Regions from separate parts of the Homo sapiens genome. Here region 2 is linked to region 1. A link is a loop called in an ENCODE intact Hi-C map of the cell type or tissue named here. Cell type or tissue: PC-9. All regions are shown on one strand. Each heading gives the region's core, and the rest is flanking DNA. Links, peaks and the distances in the headings are about the cores only. Region 1 overlaps ASCL5 (achaete-scute family bHLH transcription factor 5). Region 2 has its middle 6.0 kb from the start of IGFN1.

Evidence for each region. Hi-C counts contacts between places; a loop is a spot of excess contacts. Peaks named below come from ENCODE experiments on the same cell type or tissue, not always from the same donor. Only the 100,000 strongest peaks of a DNase experiment are listed, where the experiment ranks them.
Region 2: it touches region 1 in a loop (7-fold over the local background); 6 of 110 quality-filtered maps call a loop at or near these places.

The regions. Positions count from the first base shown.
Region 1 is chr1:201,112,609-201,115,509 of GRCh38, forward strand. ASCL5 (achaete-scute family bHLH transcription factor 5) reads right to left here. Exons shown (of 2, transcript NM_001270601.2): 2 at 1,335-2,901. The coding sequence starts at 2,764. The coding sequence ends at 2,144. Among named protein-coding and RNA genes, the nearest start is that of CACNA1S, 1.6 kb to the left of the region's middle. RefSeq lists a silencer at 1,945-1,994 and an enhancer at 2,645-2,901. In PC-9, for the core only: CTCF peaks have their summits at 1,711 (motif pointing left) and 1,910; a DNase peak (open chromatin) is centred at 1,703; H3K4me3 peaks cover 1,172 bases.
Region 2 is chr1:201,183,390-201,186,290 of GRCh38, forward strand. No RefSeq gene overlaps it. Among named protein-coding and RNA genes, the nearest start is that of IGFN1, 6.0 kb to the right of the region's middle. In PC-9, for the core only: a CTCF peak has its summit at 1,702; a DNase peak (open chromatin) is centred at 1,702.

The DNA.
Region 1 (2,901 bases), core at 275-2,774:
GTGACTTCCCAATCTGTCCCCTGAGGAGGGTGGGGTGGGTCGGGGGAAGAACTTACACACAGGCCTGGGATGGGGCAGGGGCAGTGGGAGAGGGAGACAGGATGGAAGGTTTCAAGCCTGGGGCAACAGAGGTCAGGAATAGGTAGCCTTGGATATGGAACCTCAAACTGCAGAGTGGCCCCCTCATGCCAAAATTAGGCTTACCCCTCCTCAGCCCCATGACATTGTCTGGAGAAGGCACTGGGCAGCCTAAGTCAGGACAGCTCCACAGCAGCCCCTACCCATCTCAGTATCTGCACCATCAGCCAAAACTCCCCAAGCATACCCTCAACCCACCCCCACAAGCAATCCCATGTCAGAGAAACAGTAAACCCCTCTCCAGTGGGCTAGAAGGCTCCCAGAACAACCCTGAGTGTGCACACCTCTGGCATAGCACCTGCCTCACTGTGGAGCATCTGCTGTGTATCTTTCTTCCCCATCTCCTCCCATCCCTACAGGTGTAAAGGTTGTGTGCATTATCTCTGGGACTCTGGCCCCTTCTCTGCACAGTCCCCCTATGTACTATGCTCCCTGTAAATGTTCACTGAGGCCAGGCATGGTGGCTCACGCCTGTAATCCCAACACTTTGGGAGGCTGAGGTGGGAGAATGGCTTGAGCTCAGGACTTCAAGACCAGTCGGGGCAACGTAGTGAAACTCTGTCTCTACAAAAAATACAAAAATTAGCAGGGTATGGTGGTGTGTGTTTGTAGTCCCAGCTACTAGGGGGGCCAAGGTGGGAGGATCAGTTGAGCCTGGGAGGTTGAGGCTGCAATGAGCCAAGATCTGGCCACTGCACTCCAGCCTGGATGACAGAGTGAGACAGAGTGAGACCTTGTCTCAAAAAGAAAAGTTCATTGAGGATAGCCACGGTAATCCCAGCACTTTGGGAAACCAAGGTAGGTAGATAACTTGAGGTGAGGAATTCGAGACCAGCATGGCCAACATGGTGAAACCCGCATTCTACTAAAAATACCAAAGATTAGCGGGCGTGGTGGTGTGCACCTATAATCCCAGCTACTCTGGAGGCTGAGGCAGGAGAATTGCTCAAACCCAGGAGAAGGAGGTTGCAGTGAGCAGGGATTGAATCACTGCACTCCAGTCTGGGCAACAGAGCAAAACCTGTCTCAAAAAAAAAAAAAAAAAAAAAAAAATTCATTGAACGCCTGAGCTAACAACACTGAATCTTAAATGTGCTGAGCTAACAGCGAACCCCACATATCCTCCCAGCAAGTACTCTGGGCTGGGAGTGAGAATAAGAAAGGGGCACCAGGAAGGGTGAGGGTAGACAATGATCTAGGAATGAGAAAATTCAACAATCCTTTTATTTAGCTCTTTGGTGCCGACGCAGTGCCTATGTACCTATATGCACGCCCCCCTCCCCCAAGGCTTACAGTCTGAGGGAAAAAAACCACAGTCCCCACCCAACCTGGGACAAAACTAGACGACCTCATGGGGGGGATGCGGGGAGGGAGTAACCCCCCCTCCCAACCCAGGAAGCCAGAGAACGCCACCGGGGCACACAGGTCGCCTCTGCTGAGTCTGTAGGTTCGGTCTGGGCTGAGCGCCAGCAGCAATCTGGCCTCCCATCCCTTCCTCTGGGTTCCTTTCTCGAGGAGTAAGCGTGCTCCCAAAGAAGTCGCTAGTATCTGAGGCCATCTGGTGGAGAGCAGTGGCATGGTAACCGAGGGCTCAAAGTCGGGCTCGCATCCCGGGGACTCGCAGAGACTGGACTGCGCCTGCGGCAAGGAAGGACGGAGCAGAGCCACCTGAGGCCGAGCGGGAGCCAGACCCAGGGATGACCGTCCTGGGGAGCCCCTCTGCACCCCGGAGGGGACGCAGGACGCCCGGAGCAGTCCCAGGCCCTGCCCCTCGCTTCACCCACGGAGCTCCTAGGTCTCTATCGTGCCCATCGTACCCGCTGCCCTGCACTTCCGCCCCAAGCTGGTGGAGGAGGGAGGGTGTCGCAGACACGGGAGCGCCGCGGACCTCCTACAGTCACCGTCCTGCGGCGCATCGCGGGTGACCCAACAGCCTCCCGCTGCTCCCGAAAGTGGGACGGGGCCGGCGGATCATCCTCCAAGCCGGGGGCGGCCACAGGCCCGATCAATGCCAGGATTCCTCCGACTCCAAGAAAGGCGACGGGGAGAAGCAGGAGGACTCGGATGACTCCGGCACCAGGGAGGAGGGCGCCCGGGCCTCGCCGTCGCCAGGGCGGTCGGGACGGGGGGTGGCGGGCGGCGCGGGGCAGGGCCCGGTGCCCGGGAGGCCGCGGGAAGCGGGGGGCGTCGAGCCGTCGGGGGCCGAGCTCAGCAGCTCTTGCAGGTACTTTATGTAGCGGATGGCGGCGCGCAGCGTCTCCACCTTGCTGAGTCGCTTCTCAGCCAGGGCGCCGGGGAGGTGGCCGCGGAGGCGAGCGTAGCCCTCGTTGACGCACTTGACTCGCTGCCTCTCGCGCTCGTTGCGCTTCTGGATGAAGGCTGGCTCGAAGGGGTATTCGTAGACCCCGAAGGCGCCGGGGAAGGGCACGTAGGGGAACACCCCCGCATAGGCGTCGTAGTAGGGCGGCTCTGCTGGGCCCGGGTACAGCAGGAAGGGCACGTTGCCCAGGGGCTCGGCGGGGGGCAGGGGCGCCTGCCGGGGAGGGGGCATGACGCCCAGCTGCATGCAGCTGGGGGGCCCCAGAGGCCTCCGGTCCACCAGAGCCCGGCAGAAGTTATTGTTCATGGTGCCGCGTGGAGCTGGACCCAGAGCGAGGCCTCCACCGAATGGCCCCGGCTTGGGGTCTGCACCGTCTCCACCAGTGGGGCAAGTCACATCGCTAGCAGCAGCTCTTGGGTACCAGGACTTGCTAGGGCCTCTTT
Region 2 (2,901 bases), core at 297-2,796, 71 kb after region 1:
GACAATCAGAGGTCACATTAAACCAATCTGAAAATGAGTCAGCTAGGCAGAGGCTACAGCATGTACAAACACCTGTCTACAATCCACAGCGGAAACAGTAAAATGAAATGAGATAATTAAAGAGAGAATTGCACAGTGCCAAGTGCCTTGCACGGTCGCCCACTGTAGATCCTTAATACCTGTGAGCTTCCATTTCTACTTGTCATGGACAGGACTGGCTGTCGGAGCCGACCATAGCAATGACAGATACCACTTAATGGTGACCTGATAGTGAAGATCGTGTCTCTTCAATCAGAAGACTGAGTTTTTCCTCTGCCATCCTAGGTGGAAGCCTGAGGCTAAGCCTCTTGTGGGCAGGAACTGTCTCCTCACTAGCCCTTATGGGAGGGTCCTGTCCCCATGTTTCTTAGGCAGGGGAGTGTCAGCCACCTTTCCTCCCCATGGCTGGGCTTCCCAAGGACTTGCGGTGCCCAGCAGGCCCCAGCCGCTGCCTGCCCAGCCCTCAGCCTGTCCTGCCCGCGGTGTTCTGCTTTGGCTCAGTATCCCAGGGCCAAGCCACTGGGCAGGGATGGGGTTTCAGCCTGATCTTTACCACCAGCTGTGTGTGGCTGGGCTGCTGGGAATTTAGGAAATTGGTGCCAGAAAGAGGAGAGATGATCCAGGGAAGGAGCCACGCTGGAGGCAGGGGGATTGTATCCCATGGTTGCATCCCCAGGGTCCATTTCTAGGCTGGCCAGGGGGAGTGAGGGTTCCTGGAAATAAGTTATGTCCCCATCAGCCTCAATTTTCACCTCAGGTAAATCAGTCCACAGGCATTAAGCTTTCCCTGAGCGTGTGCCCAGGCTTGAGCACAGGGGTTGGGAGTCCCTGTCCCTGCCCCTGGGAGCCCCCAGTCTGATGTAGGAGACATGGCCCCTACACTTGAGAGTCAAGTCCTGGTTTCAGAATTTTTTCTACTCCAATCTAACCAATGCACACCACCCACGGGCTCTTTCTAGCATACAAATATGTTATCTCTCTGCCTGAGAGCCTCCCATGACTCCTCATCCACTCCAAAATAAGTGCCAAACTCCATAGCAAAGTACAAATGACACTTTACAGCTTGCCTGGATGTGGGTGGTCCTGTTGGTAATGGGCTCCTTCCTGTCATGTCAAGAAATATGACCTGCTTGAAGCTTGTTTTTGGGAATCTGCTAAACACATGTTTAGCCAGGACTGTCTTTTACTTAAAGGGAACTCTTCCTTGCAGGGTGGGGATGGGAAAGGGCCTATATAGCTTCTGAGCATCTCCCGACTCCGGGCTCAAAAGAAACTGCCTTGTCATAAAGCTTCTGTGATCAGAGCCGTGTCCTTGGGTGTGGTGGGCTGTGGAAAGGTGAAATAGAAGGAGAGGCAATTCTGGCTCTTGGGAAATTCCCAGGACTCAGAAGGAGACAGAGTGTCTGCAAGACAGACTGAGACCTAAAAACTGAGGTGAATTAATGCAGTCACATAGAAATGCCACTTAATATGGTGACCACAGGAGGGCAGGGAGGTCAGCATTCCAGGCAGGAGGGAGAACGCAGTGGGGACGAGAGGCCAGCCTGCCTGAGTTGGAGGGAACACGCTGGGAGGTCAGCGGTGAGAGTGTTGGTTGGTGTAATGCTCTGGATGCCGGGAAGAGTTCAGATTTGTCATAAGCCAGGCTCTATGCATGGGCAGGAGAGTGCCCTCTTCAGCATGGAAGAGCAACTCCACTCCAAATCCAGCCTGACAGAGTCTGTTTCTAATAGAAGAGTCTGAGTCAGGTTGTCCGGCTTGGGGCTTCCAGGAGACAGTTCCAGGACTCGGGTCTCCTGGCTCCCCTGCCCCAGTCTGCCTCAGGGTCTCCCAACTCAAGGTGGCTGGCTCCTCCAAATTGCCTCACTGCTACTTACCCAGCATTCTAGCTCCTTTTGGACTCTGTTTCTGCACCTGAGAAAATGGCTTTCAGCCCTGGGTTCTAAGAGTTGCTCAGGGCAGTGACTTAGCTGAGAGCTGGGTGAGGATTCCAGGGGACCGCAAGGTGGGTTCTGCAGTCCCACCCCTCCCCATCTCCTGCCAGCATAAAGCCTCTTGCTGCGAGGCCCAGGGCCACTAGGAGAAGTAGCAGTGGTGGTTGTCAGAGGCACGTGGCATGGCTGCTCTGAGCTGTGGGGGCAACAGCCCCAGCCTCCTCACCGCTCTTGGGAGAGATGGGTAGAAGGGCACCTTTTTCCCAGCGACTTGCTACCTCCTTCCTCTCTGCCAGCCTCTAGGCCAGTCTTCCAAGGCCATTGTGAGCTGGAGCCACTGTGCGGAGAGAGCCAGGGCCTGGAAGGGGTGAGGCAGAGCCTCCTCTAACCTCCTGCAGACCTGCCTCCCTTGCTGGGCTCCTGCCCTAGACAGAGCCTGTCATGGCAATGGGGATGGGGTGCTTCTTGAAGAGACCAACACTATATACAAATGAGTTATCCACACGGTCATAGAAAAACCACTGATGGAAATGAAAGAAGAGAATACTCATTTTATGCCTTTAACCACAAATAGTGTTTATTCCTGGTAAACACTATTACCCTACTGGTAGGGCATCAGGAATGAACCATTTTAACTCACAGACACAAAATGCCTTGCAGTGTAATCATGCTTTTCACAGACTATTACAGGATTTATAAAAGTTTTAAGTGGTTTGATGTAAATATTTTAAATGTACTACCCATTATTTCTAGTCCTATTTTCTTCTTTTAAAAAAATACCAGAAGACTCAAAAATTGCAAGTGGCCAGGTCCTTCTCAACTTCTGATAGGCCCTGTTAGATCTTTTGAGGCTAACATTGATGATTAAAAGAATATAGCCATGAAGCCTGCAAAATGTGAGACTATGTCTATTTTTAAAGAATCCGAT